2 separate regions of the Homo sapiens genome follow, and region 1 is linked to region 2. The links are chromatin loops, found by intact Hi-C in ENCODE. Cell type or tissue: ovary. All regions are shown on one strand. Links, peaks and the distances in the headings refer to the core of each region. The heading gives the core; the rest is flanking DNA.

Region 1 (10,601 bases), core at 1,605-9,604, 42 kb after region 2:
ATTTCTTGATTGTCGTAGGAGAACATACTTCAATGTTACTGAATCACATTTGCCACTAAATAATTCCTTCTTTGGTTCTATGTTCTCTATCCCCCCAAAATTCAGTCAATGTGAAGGAGATTTAAAAACAGATAAATGAAGGTGTTATGTGTTATCATTAAGAGTAGTGTTGAACAGCATGTATCTTTAGAGAGATGTATGAGAAGAGGGAAAGAAATACCAGGAAGATCAGAGGATATTACTATGAACACAATAAAACATTAACTGTCTCCTTACAGATTTTCATCATAAGGTTTGCATACACATTTAACCTTGGCCACAAGTTGTATTTTTAGAATGGCTGACAAAAAAAAAATACTAGAAGTGTTGGATAAATTATATTATGTATTGGAATATCTTTATACATAAATCTCTAAATGGCTTTTCTTTGTATTATTTACCTGTGCTAATTGGGTAAAATTTGTGAATTAAATGTGATATACTGCCTTTTTTATTTTATCTCTACTCCTTCCTCTTTTCAGTGTTGCTGAAATAAAATGATTCTGCTCATGTAGCTGGACATGCTTAGAATATAGGACACGTTTTGTTACATTTTTATTTCTGTAGATAGAATCTATTTTAGCTTGAATCAAGGGTCACAGAATAAAACTAATCAAGAAAATAGAGGAACACGTGTCTCTCTGCTCTGGTGGGAGAAGTTGAATTCCCGTCGGTTTTGCTCCCACCTCTCCATTCATCCTTCTCCCTAGTGGTCTTTGGGCTCAGTCTCTACCCACCTCTTCTTTCATAGTGTAAGAACCAGGTGCATTTATCCTTCCTCAATTTCAACAGCCACCTACATGTTGAGCGTTCCCAGTTTTGTATCTCTGGAAAAATATTTGCTCTTGATATTCAGACCCATATATTCAAACCCTCGGGAATTCTCCATTTGACCTTTTGCAAATGGTTCAAAGCAAAATCATTTTCTCACTCAAACCTACTTCTGTATTTCCCTCTCATCCAACAGTAATACCCTCCACCTACTTACTAATCCCAGAAGCCTAGGAATTATCATTGATTCTTCACTCTCCATTAAGTTTTACAATCTCTCCATTACTATCCCATCAATTCTGTCATTTTAATTTCTTATAAATCTGTTGTTTGATTTCATGTGCATTGTCACCACTGCCTCATTTCAGACAATTGACATATCTCTACTAAAATACTGTATAGCTCATAAATGGTCTCCTTTCTTACATTCTTGTCCCACCAATCACTTACCTACACTGCTACCACAGTGATCTTTCCAAAGCATGAATTGGGCTTTGCCACTTACCTGCTTAAAATCCTTAAAAGATTCATCATTGTCCTCAAAATAAAACCCAACCTTGTTGGCATAGTACACAAGGCTCTTCTGATATGGTTGTTAATAAATGAAGGTGCCAATCTTGCCTTTTTTTCACCCTCCTTCTTTGACTCCTTCTCACCCAAACTCATGCCCCTGCTCAAAGTCTATGAAGCTTTTGCATTTGCTGGATCCACCCATGCTTTCTCATTGCTGTCATTTGTGCCTGTATACTTTACTTGCTGCTACTTTTGCCTCCACCTTACTCACCCAATTTTTTATTCTTCAGTATAGATATCAGCCTCTACAGACAGCCTTCCCTGATTTTCCAAAACTGGAATCATGTGTCATTATGTGCTCATTAGCAGCACAGCGGCCTGTACTAATCACTATTGAGGCTTATTATATTCTAGTTTATCTGCTGGATTCTCTGTCTCTCAGCACTTACTTACCCTCACTCATTAGACTACAAAAAGTTCAATTCATAGTAACCACTTAATACATTTTTATTGATAAAAAATAGTAGATTGGTATAAAAGAGACTTGGCATAAAACAAAAACAAAAACACAACAAATAAACCAACAAAAAGAAACCCATAGTAGAACATACAACCACCTTCATAGAGATATTATGTAGCTTAATGATGCTGTTTGAAGGTATGTGGATTATCGCATCTTCTGCCTACAAAGATGAAGTATCTATAAGTGGGTAGCCTAATATATAGTAAGTTTCTTATCTTTTTAAATTTTATTTTCAAATAGTAGTTACAGGGCTATGTAGACATAATCATTGACAACTTTAGGAATTTTATCATAAAAATGACATATGTGATAGACACATATTTTGAGTTTTGGGTAAAAATCCCCATCATATTCTATGAATGCAACTGTGTTCATTACACATTTATGAGCTCATCACAACTTAATTATCAATAAGGTGTTAAAATTGTTAATTAAATTATTCTTCACCCTTGGGAATGAATCTTTTCTTTTTGTGTTAAAACATCAGTATAATCAATCAGTGTATTGGAAACCAGAGATTTTTAAAACACGAATGTTTTTATTAAAAAAGAAGGAGAAATGAGAAGGTATCACATATGTTTTCTAGAAAATAAAAAGAATAAAATTTCTAAAACCAGGAAGCCATTCTCCTTAATCTTCATTTTTTAAATACTTACTCTACCCCATTGGCATAATCATTCAGGACATTTTACAAAGTTCTTTTTTCTTAGTGTGGGGCAATCTCCTCTGTTGCTCTAACTTACACTAGATGTTGATTAGAAGATTTAAGAACATCAGTGAGTAAGATACAAAATTGCAATGTTCAGAACTAAGTTTAAAATTGTTTCCAAAAAGCAAATCTCAAGTCATAGTAGAATAAAACATAGAGAAAGGAAAGGCTCTATGAGGTAGGCAATTAAAAGAGCACAGTGAAAAAGGGAAACAAAGGTAAAAAGAGTGAAAGAGGAAAATACATTTTAACAGCAGGAAATGACATGACATGACAAGAAAAAAACGAATGAAAGAGTAGAAAGACAGATGGGAGAAACAGAAGTCAAAATTAACGACAAAAAAGAAAAAGTACACCTACAGAAGACTGAAAAAAAAATACAAGGAGCAAAATGATCTTCCAATTATAAATGTGTTTCAATGCCCAAATATTGCTATATTTTAAAAAATGCCAGAATAGCTGTATTAGTCTGTTTTCATGCTGTTGATAAAGACATACCTGAGACTGGGAAGAAAAAGAGGTTTAACTGGGCTTACATTCCACATGGCTGGGGAGACCTCAGAATCATGGAGGGAGGTGAAAGACACTTACATGGCACTTACATGGCACTTACATGACAGTGGCAAGAGAAAATGAGGAGGATGCAAAAGGGGAAACCCCTGATAAAACCATCAGATCTCATGAGACTTATTTGCTACCATGAGAACAGTATGGGGGAAACTGCCCCCAGGATTTAAATTATCTCTTACTAAGTCCCTCTCACAACACATGGGAATTATAGGAGTACAATTCAAGATGAGATTTGGGTGGGGACACGGAGCCAAACCATATCATTCCACCCCTGGCCCCTCCAAATCTTATGTCCTCACATTTCAAAACCAATCATGCTTTCCCAACAGTCCCCCGAAGTCTTAACTCATTTCAGCATTAACCCAAAAGCCCACAGTCCAAGGTCTCATCTGAGACAAAGCAAGTCCCTTCCACCTATGAGCCTGTAAAATCAAAAGCAAGCTAGTTACTTCCTAGATACAATGGGGTACATGTATTGGGTAAATACACCCGTTTCTAAATGGGAGAAAGCTGCCAAGGTTTGGGGTTTGCACCCTCTGAAACAATCAGCTGAGCTGTACGTTGGCCCCTTTTGGCAATGGCTGGAGCAGCTGGGATGCAGGGCACCAAGTCCCTAGGCTGCATACAGAATGGGGACCCTAGGCCTGGCCTATGAAACCATTTTTCCCTCCCAGGTTTCCAGGTCTGTGATGGGCAGGGCTGCCATGGAGACCTATGACATGTCCTGGAGACATTTTTCCCTTTGTCTTGGGGATTAACATTTGACTCCTTGTTACTTATGCAAATTCCTGCAGCCAGCTTGAACTTTTCCTCAAAAAACGGGTTTTTCTTTTCTACTGCATTGTCAGGCTGCAAATTTTCTGAACTTTTATACTCTGTTTCCTTTTTAAAATTGAATGCCTTTAACAGCACCCAAGTCACCTTTCAAATGCTTTGCTACTTAGAAATTTCTTCTGCCAGATACCCTAAAATCATCTCTCTCAAATTCATAGTTCCACAAATCTCTAGGGCGGGGCAAAATGCCGCCAGTCTTTTTGCTAAAACATAACAAGAGTCACCTTTACTCCAGTTCCCAACAAGTTCCTCATCTCCATCTGAGACCACCTCAGCTTGGACTTGATTGTTCATGTCATTATCAGCAATTCTGTCAAAGCCATTTAACAAGTCTCTAGGAGATTCCAAACTTTTCCACATTTTCCTCTCTTTTTCTGAGCTCTCCAAAGTGTTCCAATCTCTGACTGATACCCAGTTCCAAAGTCGCTTCCATATTTTTGGGTATCTTTTCAGCAATGCCCACTCTACTGGTACCAATTTACTGTATTTGTCTATTTTCACGCTGCTGATAAAGACATGCCCGAGACTGGGAAGAAAAAGAGGTTTAACTGGACTTACAGTTGTTCCACATGGCTGAGGAGGCCTCAGAATCATGATGAGAGGCTAAAGGTCCTTCTTACATGGCGGTGGCAAGAGAAAATGAGGAGCATGCAAAAGCGGCAACCCTTGATAAAACTATCAGATCCCACGAGACTTATTCACTATCATGAGAACAGTACGGCGTATATTACTGCCTTGATTCAAATTGTCTCCCACCGGGTCCCTCCTGCAACCCATGGGAATTATAGGAGTACAATTCAAGATGAGATTTGGGTGGGAACACAGAGCCAAACCATATCAATAGCATTTCCTATAATACATTATTCTTCTAATTTTCTTAAGTTTATAGTAAAAAAAATTCACTTGGACAATTTCAAGACACACCAGAGAATCAAAATATCATCAATGTGGTAGTTTCCAATTGGTTGCCCTGAGCACATTACTTTGTATAGTTTGTATCCATAATGGCACACAGTATTAGCTGAGTAGGTTTTTTCTTATTTATTTATTTTTAATGTACTATTTGTTCTCTCCTAAACTTTTATCTGAGTATTTGGAAGCCAAATGACTAAGATTTTCACAAAAGGTAAAATAGAGGCACATAGCTTTCTTTTAAGTAAAATGTTACTTTACCCTCTAACCTCCAGCATCCCAGGACTAACAATCGATTGCTATTTTTTTTCTTTTTTCAGTGTCTTGATTTTTAGTCTGTTAATGATATGTAAATATTTCAGATTTTCTGTCATCCAAATAATACAGTTAGACTGTAACTATAAATATTAACTTGGAACATTACAAATAAAATTAATAGAATCATTTTAATAGGAGATGATAAGGTCTAAAATATAAACCAGATCTCTCTCTCTATCTCTATCTGTATAAACTAATAATGTAGCAATATTACTTTCTTATTTAGCAAAGTAATTACAAAAGTTCGTGCTAAATTATGATTTCATAAACAAACACATACCACAGGAGTGCAAGCATGGATGGAAAAAAACATGCTTAATTTCCTAGATTTAATAGCTTTTAATGCAACTCCACACCTATTTGTTGAAATGTGGCTATTTTGAAGGTCCCGTGCTAGAGGCAGCTAAGCCACAGGGAGAGGGGAAGAGTTGAAAGAAAAACGCACAGATAATCGTATAGCGGGTCAGGTTATAGTAAGCATTCCAGGCAAAATACTCACATGGGTTATGAAGGGTTCAAACAAAGGGGTTCAAAGGAAGAAGACATCATAAGAAGCTGGAAAAACCAAGAAATCTAATGGAGGATATGTAATTTGAGATGGGTCTGGAAGGATGAGTAGGATTTTGAAGACAGAGACAAACAGTATGACTTTTATTTCAACTGCTATTCTTCAGGTTTCAGTAGTCATTGTATTTCATTTGATGTTACAAGTTTTGGTAATTTCTTCCTTCATTTCTAGCTTCTTAAATAAACCCTCTGCTACATGACCTCTACTGAGCATTAATCATGCCAAATTAATCACTATTTTCTGGATAAGCCAAATATTCTAAAAAATCCCTATGCCTCTACTCATACTATTCTCTCTGCTTGCTTCACCTTTGCTCTTTTCCCTAAAGTAGGCTGCGAACGAATATAGAAGGCTTGGTTCATTTTCAATGTCTTCCTTGACCCCCACCTCGAAGAAGTATGTGTACCTCACAGGTATTTCCAAATCCCTCTGTATGTTCTTTGATTATTGTCTCTCACATCGTATCCATTTATCAAGGAACAAGCTTGTTCCTCCACACAGAGCGGTTCTTAAGTAAGGGCAGGAGAAGCCATATGGTTATCCTCCGGCCCAGGCTGTCAGGTGGTTGGTATTCGGTCTGTATATACTCTGATGCAATCAGTTTTTGAAGGAAAGAACGGTAAGCGCAAATAGAACCATAGCTTGTGTAGCAGGGTTCATGTAAGCAGTGGTTCTTACTGAAAAACAGACCCTGTTCTCTCGGGCTCACTTCTTCCTCCGTGTGAACCACTAATAGGAGGGGACCGAAGGCTGAGGCCAGGCCACCTGGAAGCCCACAACGCTGCTAGTAGCAGCGACAGCAGTAACAGCAACTCACCACTGTAAAATCCTCAGTGCGTTTCCATGTGCTTTCCCTGTCATCTAAATGCTTCTCTTCAGCGGCCTAAGGTGGCCCTTCTTTTTCCCCGAGTTCAGGGAAACACCTCCCTTCTTTCAGAATGTGAGAAAAAAATGGGATTTTCCTGGGGCTGAGAGTGGGGATTCCCTTTCCAGAAACGTGCAATTTTTTCATCCCGCCCACCTGGACTGAAGGCAATCAAAGCGAGGGAGCTCGTGGCATAGTGGAACACTCCAAGCACCCTGGCCCCCCTCCTCCCAGAGAAGGGTCTGGAGCCCCGCAATCCGCTAATTAGCTCGCCCCCATTGGTTGTCCCCAAGGCACCCCCGTGCCGTCACTGTGCTATGCTAATGAGGGGGAGTCTCATTGGCTGGGCCTCCAGCTCCATCTCCACAGGGAGATTGCGGGGAGAGCCGGGTTGGCCGCGTCTGGGGCCGAAACCCACCGCCCCCGATTCCCGCCAGCTCAGGGCTGTGCCGGATGCAAGCCCGCCCGAGGGAACAGTAGCCGGGAGGCTGCCCTCTGGGAGGATCTGGCAACTGCCTTTAAGGAAAGTGCTTCACCATCAAGCGGCGCTCACTCCCACCCCTCTCCCCTCTTTCTAGGCACCGCGCGTCTTTTTCGGCGAAGTAACTTTTTATACCCGCCTCCCCCTAGTCCTGGGGACCAGAGGCGGTGCCGAGCCTGGGGGCGGTTCCTTGGCAGCGTTGATTCTTGTCAGAGCCAGACTTTTGCTCCTGGGTTGGGTTTGCATCATCCCCATTACACCCTCGGGAAAGAGGAGCCAGCCCCCTTTCAAGCCTTAGCTTCCGGCTCCAAGCGGACCCCCTCCCCCTCCCTGTCCCCTTCCCCTTCTCCCATCCCTCTCTCGGCCACAGCGTCTTGTTAGTCCTCTCCCTGTACTCCGCAATATTTTCTTTCTTTCTCCCTCCTCTCCTCCATTTGTTGTTTGATGTTTCCCACTCTTTGAGGAAGGATGGTTGATTTGGAGAGCGAAGTGCCCCCTCTGCCTCCCAGGTACAGGTTTCGAGATTTGCTGCTAGGGGACCAAGGATGGCAAAACGACGACAGGTGAGTGGTGTGGTGGAGGATTGTTCTGTAAATATTGCTGAAAAAGAGACGGAAATGGGAGGGCCGAAGTGGGGAAAGGAGGGAGAAAAGGAAAACGGAGCCAGAGAGGGAGACTAGGCTGGGGGAGGGAGTAAAAGAGACTCTGATTTGTCTCTCCATTTTGACTCTATATAACTGTTGCTATAGATAAGGAACTCTTTTTCTTTACACTTTTCTTATTCTTGCAAGGTATTTATTGCATTCATTTGGTGCTTATTCTTTTGTCTATCTGTGCTTTTCTAGGATGTGTATAAGGCTGGTATCAGAGGTACAATACACCCAAATGGTATGCAATATCATTTCCAGAAAATTTGCATTTTTTCCTTAGGTGTGGTTAATCAAACTCAAAATTGCATGCAAGTTGTTTGAAAAAGCACATTAGAAACTTAAAATCTCCTGAGTCTATTTACCTCCTCCTTGTCTGTGTTGTCTTGAGTAGGTATCTACTTGGCACTGGAAATTTTATGCTGTTTAAACATTTTGGAGTTTTAAGTAGACAATTGGTTTAAATATGTAACAGGTAGTTAGTGAAAATGACAACCTTTTTAATACAATATACTCACTTTGAACAGGTGACTCTGACCATTATGAATAATGATGTTTGTATAACATGATACAACCTTTTCATAACTAGTATATTTTTTTAACTGAAACAGAATATATGTCTCAAAATTAAAATTAAGTTTCAAAACTAGAATATTTATTGTTAGCAAAATATTGTTCATGTGTTTTATTTATAGCATTACTGCTTTGCACAAACTTCTGAAATTCCTCTGTCTATTTCTGTCTCAAGCACATTTTGTATTTCAGCGAATTTAGTATTTTCTGGAATAGTCATCCCATATATCACATGCCACATTTCTTTGTTTTAAAATAATACATGTATACTAACTAGGTTCTCAACTCAATTGAAATGTTTCATTGAAGTTTAGTTTAGTATTGATGTGCTATTTTAGTTATATAAAAGATCCATTATTGGTCCAATCCAAAATCCCCTCCTCATTCACCACTGACCAATACACTCTATTTCTTTTCTTCACCTTTTCAGCTCCCAATACCAACTCCTGTCTCTACACACTGAGGATTTTATCTTGAGCATCAATTATGGGCATCTTGTTTGGTCTCATATTAGTAATTTGAAAGGAGATGGATGTTTTGTAGAGGATATTTTGGTTCAATCTCTTTTTTAGGCAAAACCACACATATTGGCTAAAAATTTAAAGAAGTAATACCAATTTCTCAGTATTCTTGTAAAGTGTTTGGGTAAACTGAAGATAAAGAAAATAATTTTTAAGTGAATTTGTAATACAAATTGACATTTAGATAAACTGCATTAGCCTGGTTAAATGGCTTAGTAAGTGTAGCATGGTGTTCCTAGTGACTGAATGTATATTTAGTTCAGGACCTCAGGATCATTATATAGAATAGAAATCCTCTTTGTAGAAAGTGTGAGATAGATTAAACACATAAAGCACATACTTTGGTTATAGTGATGGTATTGTTGTTTGTTTGTTTTAAATATCATATCCAATATGTTAATTTTCATGTGGTTGCCCTCATTTTTCTAAGGATGCTGCAGAAATATTTTAGTAATTAAGAATTTTGGTTAGTTGAACACTGCCTAAATGGATCAGTGCCATATTAAAAAAGTTTTGCAGAATGGTTAAAATTTTATGTTCTATTAAAAGGTTATGCTAGCCCAACTTTAACTTAAAAAGCAGGCCACATTTACTACTAAAATAAGTTATTAAATATTTAAAACAATCATTCAACCATTTTTAAGGATTTGGCTACTTTTGTGGCTTCATGGAAAACTATTCTTTGGTTTTGGTTCCATTTGTTGTTAATCTTTGAAGGCAAGATACTTGGAATCAGAGAAACCCAGATTCAGTCCTTGGCTGTTTCCTTCACTAGCTGAGTGGCCTTGGGAAAGTCATTCAGCCATTATGAGATTCAGCAATATTATTTTTTATAATGGGAATTATACTGTCTACCTTATAAAACTGTGACAAGAGGAAGGATGGAGAGGCGCAGAACTAACATTTAGTTGGAAATAAGTACTCCCAAGTTCTTTTAACTGTGCGGTATGTTCTTTCTTAGTTAATCCTCAGACAAACTCTGAATAGCAGGCAATTATGTTAGGCACAAGGAAACTGAAATTTTGGTAAATTAAATACGTGTCTTGGATATTATATCTTATCAGTGTAAAGATAACTCTTCAGTTCAGTTTATTATTATTCAAATCCCTCAAGAAATTCTTAAGTTCTTTTCACTTAATTTATTTGAACTTATAAGAATAATTTACAGCACCTAGCATAGTTTAGGTGCTCATTAAATATTAGTTCCCTTCTTCACTTCTGATTTGCCCTTTGCAATCCTTTTTTTCTCCCTTTTCAGACTCCTAAGCTAATATGTGGTAGGTAAAGTCATCTTCCTTGTCTATAATATGGTGACAAATTCCTCTTTGCAATTACGCCTGGATAGCAATCTCATTCTACTCAGTTATCTTCTTGGACTCAATTCTTATAGAGTTGAGGAGGAAGCCCTCTTTCATGTAGGAGTAGGTAGATCATTTCCAACAACAGATACATTTAGTGCTCTGCCCATATTCTCAAAGCAACTTTCTTTGAACACCTCCTGCATGAGGTTTTCTCCCCACCACCAACCTCAGGTGCATCCAAGTCCTGCTTGGAGAACAAGCTGGAGTGTCACTGAGTAAATAGGCTGTTTCTGAATCAATACTTTTGCTTCCTTGCTCCTTAGCTTGGAGAATTCTGAAGCATGTTCTACACTGTGTCCAAAGGGACTGAGCTCCACTTGCCCGCAGTGATAACTGGCTTAATACTGAAAGCTTTATTGGCTTCTGTCTCTCTTCTCCCCTACTGGTATTTTATCT
Region 2 (10,601 bases), core at 1,172-9,171:
ACGAAAAGTCAGTTTTTCCTATGCTTAAGTTTTGCAACCCACCAATACTGTATTTTTGACCCAGGTTTAGTTGAAACAAATTCACATAGTAAGCAGACCCCTGAAGTTCAAGCACATATTGGTCAAGGGTCAATTCTATATGCATATATACGATATGATCTAATTAGCTTTTCAAAATAAGAAATATTCAAATTATTTTATAAATAACATGAGAATAAAGATCATTTCAGAAGTAACATATATACCTTTGTAAACAGAGTAAAGAATTGTTTAAAGAAACAAACTCTAGAGACAAAGCAGAATAGAGATTATGTCACACTTAATAGGCATTTGAGAAAGAAAAAGAAAAAAGAAAAGAAAAAAATTTAGCTAGGTGTGGGAGGCTGAGGCAGGAGGATTGCTTGAGCCCAGGTGTTGGAAGCTGCAGTGAACTATGATCGCACCACTGCACTCCAGCGTGGGCACTCCAGCCTCAGGCAACAAAGCGAGATCCTGTCTCAAAACAAACAAACAAACAAACAAACAACTTAACAGTGAAAAGAGCAAGAAGAAAATTCCAGAACCATAAAAAGCAGATAGGAGAATAGACGATAGTCACATGAAGTTGGATAGAATAACAAGTATGTCATAATTAGAGATAAAACAAGATACTATCAGAACATGGGTTGAAATTCCACAACTTTCTTGAAATGTGTATTTGAATAGCTAATTTCTAATGCCAGTTATTGTTCCAGTCACAAAAAACGAACTCAGCCACAAAGAGACAGTACAATTAGGACCCTGAAAATAGAGAAAAAAAAAAAAAAACGCAACACACATTGTACCAAGTATTACTAAGTAGTACTTGTGGAAGTTAAAGTGATGGAAAAATGAATGAGCGAAAGAACAGATGAGTAACAATGAAACTATCTGGAAGCCTTTCCATTATATCTGTAGATTATGGACAGCCTGTGGAAAAAGCGTAGTAGACAGTAGTGACTAGAAAATATAAGAGAAGACAAGGTGATAACTGTTTAGTGCACTTAAAACTCTGTTGCAAGAACCCAGGAAACTCTAACATTTGTAATTCCATTGTACATCTGACCTATGTGTCCTAAGCTTAAATTTATGTTACAGTTCAGGAGTTTCTGAAAGAATATTGCTTTTTCCTTTTCTTTCTTTCTTTCTTTCTTTTTTTTTTTTTTCTTTTTGAGATGGAATCTCCCTCTGTCGCCCAAGCTGAAGGGCAATGGCATGATCTCAGCTCACTGCAACCTCCGCCTCCCTGATTCAAGCAATTCTCCTGCCTCAGCCTCCTGAGTAGCTGAGATTACAGGCACGCGCCACCACGCCTGGCTAATTTTTGTATTTTTAGTAGAGATGGGGTTTCACCATTTTGGTCAGGCTGGTCTCGAACTCCTGACATGGTGATCCACCCACCTGGGCCTCCCAAAGTGTTGGGATTACAGGTGTGAGCCACCATGCCCGGCCTGGAAGAATAATCACTTTTCTATCTATTACATTTCCAGTTAACAAGGTTTATGAAAAACTTGGCTAAGTTAAAATGTCAGAAGAAATAAAAGTGTTCTGTCAAATGTTTTTTCTTTCCTTTTTATTGTTTCATTTTTTGATGTTCAGTTACTTTATTTCCTCTGAGCTATCTTTTTATGACTCCTTATAATTTTAAGCTAAAATGCAATACTTTTTTGTCAATTACATCATCCCCTTTCCATGTACTATGGTTTTGTGAAGAAATGGGTAAAGTACACGTTAGTTAACTGAGCACGGGATAGATTGGGTGGCAGAATCTCAAAGGCCTAGGCAGGTGGGGGATGGTGTGTGTGGGGAGGAGGAGAAGGCATAACTGGGAAGAATGAAAAGTGGCAAAAGACTGCAGAATAAACAATCGAGGATTAAGCAAATAAAAGTGGGTCAATGTAGACTGGCTCAGATCTTAGAAACCAAAGGCCACACATGAAGAACATTTACCAATCTGCTTTTGAACTTATATTTGGGAACTTACTTCTACCTAAGAATAATTTTAGTTAGCAATACTTAGATATTTCATTTTTAGTTTAAATTATATGTAGGCAAAAGAGTAGCATATGCATTCCCAGGATATGCCTAAATTTAAAATAAGCAAAGCTTGCCTTGGCAGACGTCTCAGGCTCGTGCCATTTCTGTGGGCATTTTCTCTACCCCTTCTCTTATAGCACTCACTATAGCACTTCAACCAGCAGATCTGTCCTACCTGGGAAAACCCCATCTTCCAGAATCACTTTGTTCTATTCTTATCCTCATCAACATCCATTTCTACCCTCCCCCGCCCACTGAAATTGTTTCAGGGAAGTTGTCAGATGATAATAATTCAAAGTAAATTATGAATAATACTAAATTTAACTATCCTAAAATATGTATTCAGTGTATTTGTCATTCCATGTAAATGACAGATTGGTTGAAATTATAGTAATATTAATATCAACACGTAAAGTATTTTAGGAGGAGATGAGATATTGAAGCCAATTGGGCCATCGCACAATTTAAATCACACCATATAGATAAATACACATACTACTATCTCTGAAAATATGGGGGTTTGGGGGAGCAAAGGGGAATTCTTATTTATCACACTGAAATTCAAACATACAATTTAGGATTTTAGACCACTATTCTCCTTTCTCTGACTGTAATGGAATCCATCAATCTCTGATCTATAAAGTCTTCTGGGACCTGAAATAACGTTTCTGCACTCTAAATCTCCAGGATTAAAAAACATGTCTCCCAAACAACACAGCCAGTATTTACTTGAACATGTTTCAGTAGAGTTTTAATTTATTCACTTTAATCATCTTGGAATTTCTGGGCTGTGGCCTAATTTCATATAGTACACAATTGTTAGACCCTAAATCTAAAAAATCTGCTTGGTCATAATATATTCAAAACCTTGGTCATACTATATTTCAAAAAGGTGAAATTAGGTGGTACGATTGAGAAACTGTTATTTTAAACTTTGTCCTGTAAATCTGACCCAATTCTTAGTAGCCTGCAGTGACCCCCTGAGCCAGACTGTTAAAACAAGGAGGCAATTAACGTTCCTACACAATTGGAAATGTTATTGTAGACAATATATTGCATTAGAAAGGTTCTATGTAGTACCCAATATATTAAAAAAAGAAAACAAATAGAAAGCTGAAATTACAAATTATTCCTGCTGGCTATAATTCTTTCTTAGTAATGAATAGTGTTTTTTTTGAAGAAAGTTCACTCTTAACAGAGCAGAAGTAATGCTAAAATGTTATGCTGTTGAATAAAGCAGATTGTGATAGTATTCAAACTATCTTCTCAATTTGGTATTCAGTATTCAATGTGGAAAATATAAACAGAAGCAAATATTGAAATATATGTGAGTATTTTTCATGATCAAAGCTACTCTGTTAAGTAAAAATTTTTTAGATATGGTAGATTAATAGAACTGATGGACATCTCGAACTAGTTTAGTTTCAGAGAGTATTTGGGAAACAAGGAATAAATTAGGAGTCTGATATCCACTGAAAATTCATGTAGTTTTTCTCCATTGGCTTTTGCATTACATGTGCTTTTATGAAAATTATGAGGCTGGCCTAAGCATTGCTTTAAATACAAAGTTGTGCTTTATCTTTTAGGAAATAATCAGATTTATATCATTTTCACCATAACATATATAGTGCCGATGTTCAATTCACCAGTAGAAACTGATACCACATTTAAACACACATTGATGAAAAATAAAATAAAAGTGAAACAAGTCAGCAATAATCAATTATGTAAATAAGATGTTTAAATCACTATTGTTTAATTATCACATATACTTTGATGTACTCTATTTTAATAATATTTCAAATTCAACTTTTTAATAACTTAAACTGTTTATTAAACTTGCCATTGATTCTTGATTTTAAAGATTAGAAATAAAACAAATCTCCCTTATATGACAAATGGTATCTATGTAAAACTGGAGCAAACAGTATGTAGGTATGAAACGTTAGAAACATTCCCATAAATTTAGTAAGAAAAGACAGAAATATTTACACAAAGAAACAGAAAAAGATGTCTTTTACAATAGGTAATATTGACATTGTTCTGGAACTGTTTGTAAATACAAAAAGGTTTCATTTTAAAATACTAATTATAATATTTATATGTACAAGGAAATAATTGTTTTCTTCATTTAAAAAGTGGCTACATATAAAGTTTACAAGCCAAAGAACAAGCAATAACATTAGAAAATATAACTGAAAATAATTCAACCTTTCAAAAGGTATTAAACATATTTGAATATTTTTTAAATTACCAAAGTGTATAACTATAAGAATATATCTGCTTTTATTTTCTAGATTGGAAGACTGAAACAGAGATTTGTATTATTTGCTAATATTCTTCAGTTCCTAGAGGCTATGTAATGGTCACTCAATCAAAATTTCTTTACTAAGTGAAAAGATTTTAGAAATTATGAATAATATGTAATTCATTCAGTTTAAAAATGTTTACCAAATATCTATCACATAACTGGTTACCTATCAAAAACTAGGAAAGCAAACCTCCTCCAAGAATAAGCTTTTTAATCTATCAAGAAGCAGTGATATAATTAAATTTTATTATGAATCCAGAAATTGTCTTACTGAGGTCAGAAAAAAACTCCTACATTCATATTCACTACTCCAAAAGACTGCTCTTCAAGAATATATGTTATATACAACTACAGGAAAAAAATCTCTATTGAACAACTTAACTGTTACAAATATTGTATATTCAATTGGGTTTCAAATTTATATAATATTTTTATTCTGATAATACAAGTAATACTTGTCTACAAGAATTCTAAGGTCATGACAATATCAGTTGTAAATGATAAATGAATTTTTATTTAGGAAGAGTTAAAATCATATTTGAAATAAATCTAATCATTATGATTTGATGGCTTTTATTGACTATGTATATTCACATCCTTCTTAATGCTTTCACATAATACATTTTGGTTATACTCCTAAGCAAAAAAGTAAATTACATTTTATGATAATTACAAGGGAAATGATTATTCCAGATCATAGTTTTTCAGAAATGTTTATTAAAACATTTTATTCTATTTTATATTAAATATAATTATGATGAATATTTAGATATACCATTCAAATAAGGTTCTTACATTTTTTAAACTCAACAATGTCAAAAGCCACTCAATTGTCAAGTTACAGAATACTTAAGCACATTTTCTAAATCAAATTTTTATTACTCCTGTGAAAAGCATCATTAGCAAATGTTTCATAATACAGTTTTCAGAAAAGAGTCTCTTTTAATCTTACCTTCTGCTACACAAATAGCCCATAACATAAGGCAAATAATCTTTGCTAGAAGTCTCATTTTTTGGATCTTTTAAGAGGACATTTACCAGCTAACTCTGTTCACAACGTCCAGTTCTCCTCTTCCAAGAATTGTGATTAGTGCAGGAAAGAACTTGCTGCAAAAGGAAGTTGAAACTAGATGCTCCGCCTATCAGAAACTTTTGCAAAGTAAATAAAAAATCAACCACAAGCCACAAGCCCAGAAATGCCAGAAGTTAAACCCAATTCTCACTGCACTCCCACTAAATGTTAATGCTGTGACCGGCTCTTGGACTTTTTCTTATTAAGCTAGGGAAATTCTCCGTTGGAAAATGTTCATGTTCTTGGTATGTGCAAATCAGCAGCTGGTGATATCCTCTGGATTTCATAAACCCTTCAATTATTCAAACTCTATTCGGGTCTATTGTGTATAAACCTCAGAACAGGAAATAAGAGAAACTTTAAAAGAAATCACATACAAAACTTTGGTTTAGGCAATGTTTTCACAATCAGCACCCAGACAATGTGTACAAACTTTGCCAAGAATGCAGTGCTTGATGAATTTGGGGGTCTGCTTTTCTAGCAATTTATGAAATTAGTTTTCTAAATACTTTTTGTATATGTGTATGAAGCAACTGGCTCACTCTCATTTGACGTAAATAGGTTTAATAATCCAAAAATCAACAAATTGAAATGCTGATTTTTAAAACTTTGTATTGTAGTGTAATATGTATAAGGAAAACATAAATCATATGCTGGATATTGAGAAGGTAAAGATACCTGTGAAACCACCACCAAGGTCAAAACACTGAACATTATTACATCCCAGAAAACCCCAGTACTCCTTTTCAGTCAATACGCCTCTCAACCCTCTCCCACACCCCCCACACACAGAGACCACGATTCTGATCTTCAAGAACATGGAATATATTTGTCTGGCTTTTGTACTTTGTATAATGAAAAAGAAGCAGTTTATTCTTATGTTTAGAGTTTTTCACCAAAAATTGTGTTTGGACCATTCAAACACATTGTTAGATGTAGTTACAGATAGTTCATTCTTATTGCGATTTAATACTCCACTTTTTGAATAGTTCACATTTTATTTATCTGTGTGCCTGTTAGTGAGCATTTGAGCAGATTTTAGTTTGGAGCTGGTATGAATAGTGCTGCTATGGGCCTTATATTATGAGGTTTTTGGTAAACACAATCCACATTTCTGGTAAGTGCATACTTGGTAGTGAAACACTGGGACATAATTTATGTTTAGGTGTAATGGATAAAATTAGACAATTTTCCAAATGGATTATAACACTTGACATCACTTGACATTTCTATCAGCAGTGTCCAAGTTGCTCCATACCCTCAGAGATACTTGGTAATTTTAATCCTTGTAATTTTAGCTTTTCTGGTAACACAAAGCAATAATTCTCCGTGGTTATAATATGAATTTTCCTGATGACTAATTGAAATGTGAGAGATCCCTGATTCCCCTTGAAGGACATGCAACAGGTGTGCGGCTTGCCAGTTAGGTCGCCCTGCAGCTCAAACCCCTTACGGGGAGGGGGAGCACACAGATGCACCGGTGCGGGAACCGGAGTGAGCGCTTTCGGGCTCTGGCCTCACAGCAGCATCTAGGGGTGGGTGTCTGCGATTTCCGAAGCCCAAGTGGGCGTATGTTACAGTGTGCTCCTTTAGCTTTGCCATCTGCAAATGGTTTATGTGTTAATCAGCTCAACAAACCCTCTTCCTTATCTCATGGGTAGTGGGACAGTGAAATAGCCCTCTATATCCCCAGCTGTTGCCCAGTGTCCCAAAAGAATCGGATCACACGGGGGCTCGAGGGATGAGGGCAACTTTTTATTGAGTGGTGGAGGTGGCTGTCAGCAAGATGGAGTGGGAAGGTGACCTTCGCCCAGTGTCAGGCCTCCCAGTGGCCAGACTCTTCTCCACCCGTCCCTGGCCAAACTCCCCTCGGAGTCCAGATGTCCCTCCTCTCTTTCTCTGCTGTGTCATTCTGCCATCGCAGGCCTGTTTGTCGGCTTGCCTCTCCGTCTCCTCACTTGTAGGTCTCTTCTGGAGCTTGGAGTTTGGGATTTATATGGGGGTACGACAGCGGGGCATGGCGGGCCAAAAGGCAACTTTTTGGGTGTGAAACCTGAAATGCCTGTCCTCATTTAGGGCCACAGGTCTTCAGGCTTGAGGGTGGGGCCTTTGCTTGGGGACCACCCTCTTCTACCCAGTATTTCCCTGTCTCCTGCCCTTAACATGAAGTTGAGAAACTTTCCTGTGGTAACTGGTCATTTAGATACCCTCTTTGGTAAAGGTTCTATTCAAATCCTTTGCATATTTTTTTCTTATTGAGTTGTTTGTCTTTGACTTATTGGAGTGTAGGAACTGTTTATATATAATTACTTATATATTCTAGATATGAAAATAATCTTATTAATATGTATTATAAATACCTTCTTCCAGTCTGTGGGTTTTCTTTCTATTCAGTATTACATGTCTTTTATAATAATAAAAAGAATTCCTTAATTTTAAAATAGAGCAAATTTTCAATTTTTTTCTATGACTAGTGCATTATGTGTCCTATTTAATGAAAGCTTGCCTAGTCCTAGAACACAATGCTTTTCTTCTAAAAGAATTATTTTATCTTTCACATTTAAGACCTTTAGAACAACTGTAATTGTCTTTTGTGTATAGCATAATAAAAAGCTCCAGATGCATTTTTAAAATAGAGATATCCAATTGTTATAGCATTATTCAACGAAAGTATCATTCTTTCCTCTGTACTGACATGCTTTCACCTTTGTCATAAGTCAGGTGCTGGATATGTGTGGGTCTATATCACCAAGCTCTTCTTACTGTAATAGTTTATTTTTAAAACTTTTCTAAAGTGTAAATTTCTGGGAACTTTGGCTTTCTAGTTATCTTTTAAATTGATTTCTTTTTTAATTTCATATTCTAAATAATTACACTGTTTTAAAATTTGATGAGTCTTTCTTTATGGCCCATTATAGTCAAAATTCTACCTATGTCAGTAGGTCAAGTTTGTAATTTGTTAAAATCTTTTGTATTTTTATTATGTTTTTGTCTGATTATTCCATCAGATATTGAAAGGGTGTATTACATCTCCCATTATAAATGTGGATTTGTGTATTTCCCTGTTTAATGCTGTGAATCTTTATATATTTTAGGGCTATGATGATGCTTGCATACGTATTTAGAATTGTGATATCCTTCTTTTGCATTGGTCATTTTCTCATATTAAATGGCCCACCCTAACTCTAATTTTGCTTCCAATGTGAATTTTACATTTTATTTTATTTTTATTTTTATTTTTGTAATAAAAATATAAGGAATAAGAGTTAGACTTAGTCATTTGTTCTGAGAAAAATAAGAAATAAAATAGCATGGATATATGAATAATCAAGCAAATTCGAATTCTGAACTATCATTCTGAAGTTTAATTTGATTTAACTGATAACACATATGTTGACATACTAGATCATTTAAACTTCTTCTTTATTCCTTCCTTAGTTTTATCTGTTTGAGTATGAATCCAAACATTTTACCTGGGGCTTAAATTTCCAATAGTGGTTTCTATTCTAATAGCAATATTATCACTTGGAGAGTATTCCAGAAACTTACTAAGATTAATATTATTGAGTGTTAATTATATACCAGGCACAGATCTAAGCACATTTATTCAATACTTAATGCAACACAATGAAATGGGAGACTATTACTCTTTCAAAGGTATAGATGACTGAACTGAACCACAGAACATTTTAGCAACTCCCTTAAGGTCACAAGACATTGCTGGAGCCAGGTATCAAATCCAGTGGTCTGTGTTTAAAATATGTGTTTAAAAATATAGTAAAATATTCACATATGTACTCTAGTGTATGCTTCACATTTATTTATTTTACAATTATGCATATACTGTAAAAGTATTGAAGGTACACACACACATATATATGTTTGTGGATAATTTAAAGTACATACAGGAATGATTTTGCTATACAAATCTTCACCTAATTTGCAATTGTTGAATGTAAAATGCCACTCTACTATCCAAGTAGAAATAATCCTCTTGAATTAATTTCAACAAATATCTTTCAGATGTATTATTTTTACTATTTTTTCTTTATCCTACCTTTTTTCAAAGACTGATGGCTAACGTCAATTGAGTGTTTTTGTTTCCCTTTTTTCATCAATACTTTTCAAAACTACAAAAGTCTATTATAAAGAAATTCAGAACATAAGAAAATTAGCAACATATTATGCCTTAAACTCATAAAATTATTATGTAGTATTAGATTACCATTAGAAAGACCAGATAGTAAATAGTTAACTATTAATACTAAGATTAAACATGAAATGGATCCAATTTATTTTCAATATTCATGTTGGCACATTCTCAGCAAATACATACTATGTATATTTGGACATTAAAAATTTAGAAGAGTAAGGATATAAATTTGTATTAGAGAAAAATCCATATTTAAAAAATTAGAAATAGTTAATATCTATGCTAAGTAACAAATGACTGTTATGATTAAAATTTTCGAAGGAAGTTTACAAGAAAGAGAAATTACTGAACACTGGTTTTGATCAGGGATGATTTTAAGAACACTTGGATATTACACTGTAGTTTAAGGGAAGAGTACCACTGAGACTGTGAAGAATAGGAAAGTGTGGGGACTAATCTAGAATTAATGAGAAGACTCACATTGGAGCAGTGGTTTTGCACAAGGAAATTGTGGAAGAAGTAAAAGGAGCTTTAAATGAGGAATGGTTTGAATTCCAGATCAAAAACTTGCAAATTATTTTACAGGCAATAAAGAATCTTTGATAGATCTAATTGAGGAAGAAATGTAAGTCATGCATTATTTAAGTAATGGTGCTTTGGCGGTTGTATTAAAATAGATGGAGGAAAAAGGACTCAGAGAAATGACAAATTAAATAAATTACTGAATGAATTCATAATACAACTATTACACAGCATCTCAATGTAAAGAAAAAGGGTAAAAACTAATATTTATAACAGAGCTTGATTTTTCTATGAAGCTAATGAAGTCTAAGCTTCAGGGCTCCTAATTTGAACAGACACCATCAAGGACCTGAGCTGGCCCTTAATAACGTTTCTGCATGGTCATCTATTTTTGTAAAAAATTGAAGAGAATTAATCTCTTAATTGCAAGAGAATGAACGGCTGTCTCTCTTATTCTATGCTGATTTCCCCTTCATTGCATTTCCACT

Evidence for each region. A loop is a pair of places that touch in the nucleus more often than their neighbours do. Peaks named below come from ENCODE experiments on the same cell type or tissue, not always from the same donor. Only the 100,000 strongest peaks of a DNase experiment are listed, where the experiment ranks them.
Region 1: it touches region 2 in a loop (2.5-fold over the local background); 4 of 110 quality-filtered maps call a loop at or near these places.

The regions. Positions count from the first base shown.
Region 1 is chr1:196,605,280-196,615,880 of GRCh38, reverse strand. KCNT2 (potassium sodium-activated channel subfamily T member 2) reads left to right here and starts at 7,441. Exons shown (of 28, transcript NM_198503.5): 1 at 7,441-7,666. The coding sequence starts at 7,572. RefSeq lists an enhancer at 6,590-7,106. In ovary, for the core only: a CTCF peak has its summit at 6,579; DNase peaks (open chromatin) are centred at 6,570, 6,920 and 7,230; H3K4me3 peaks cover 1,797 bases; H3K27ac peaks cover 2,274 bases.
Region 2 is chr1:196,646,893-196,657,493 of GRCh38, reverse strand. CFH (complement factor H) reads right to left here and starts at 5,451. Exons shown (of 22, transcript NM_000186.4): 1 at 5,319-5,451. The coding sequence starts at 5,376. In ovary, for the core only: a CTCF peak has its summit at 5,433; no DNase peak of the experiment used is centred there; H3K4me3 peaks cover 3,153 bases; H3K27ac peaks cover 2,853 bases.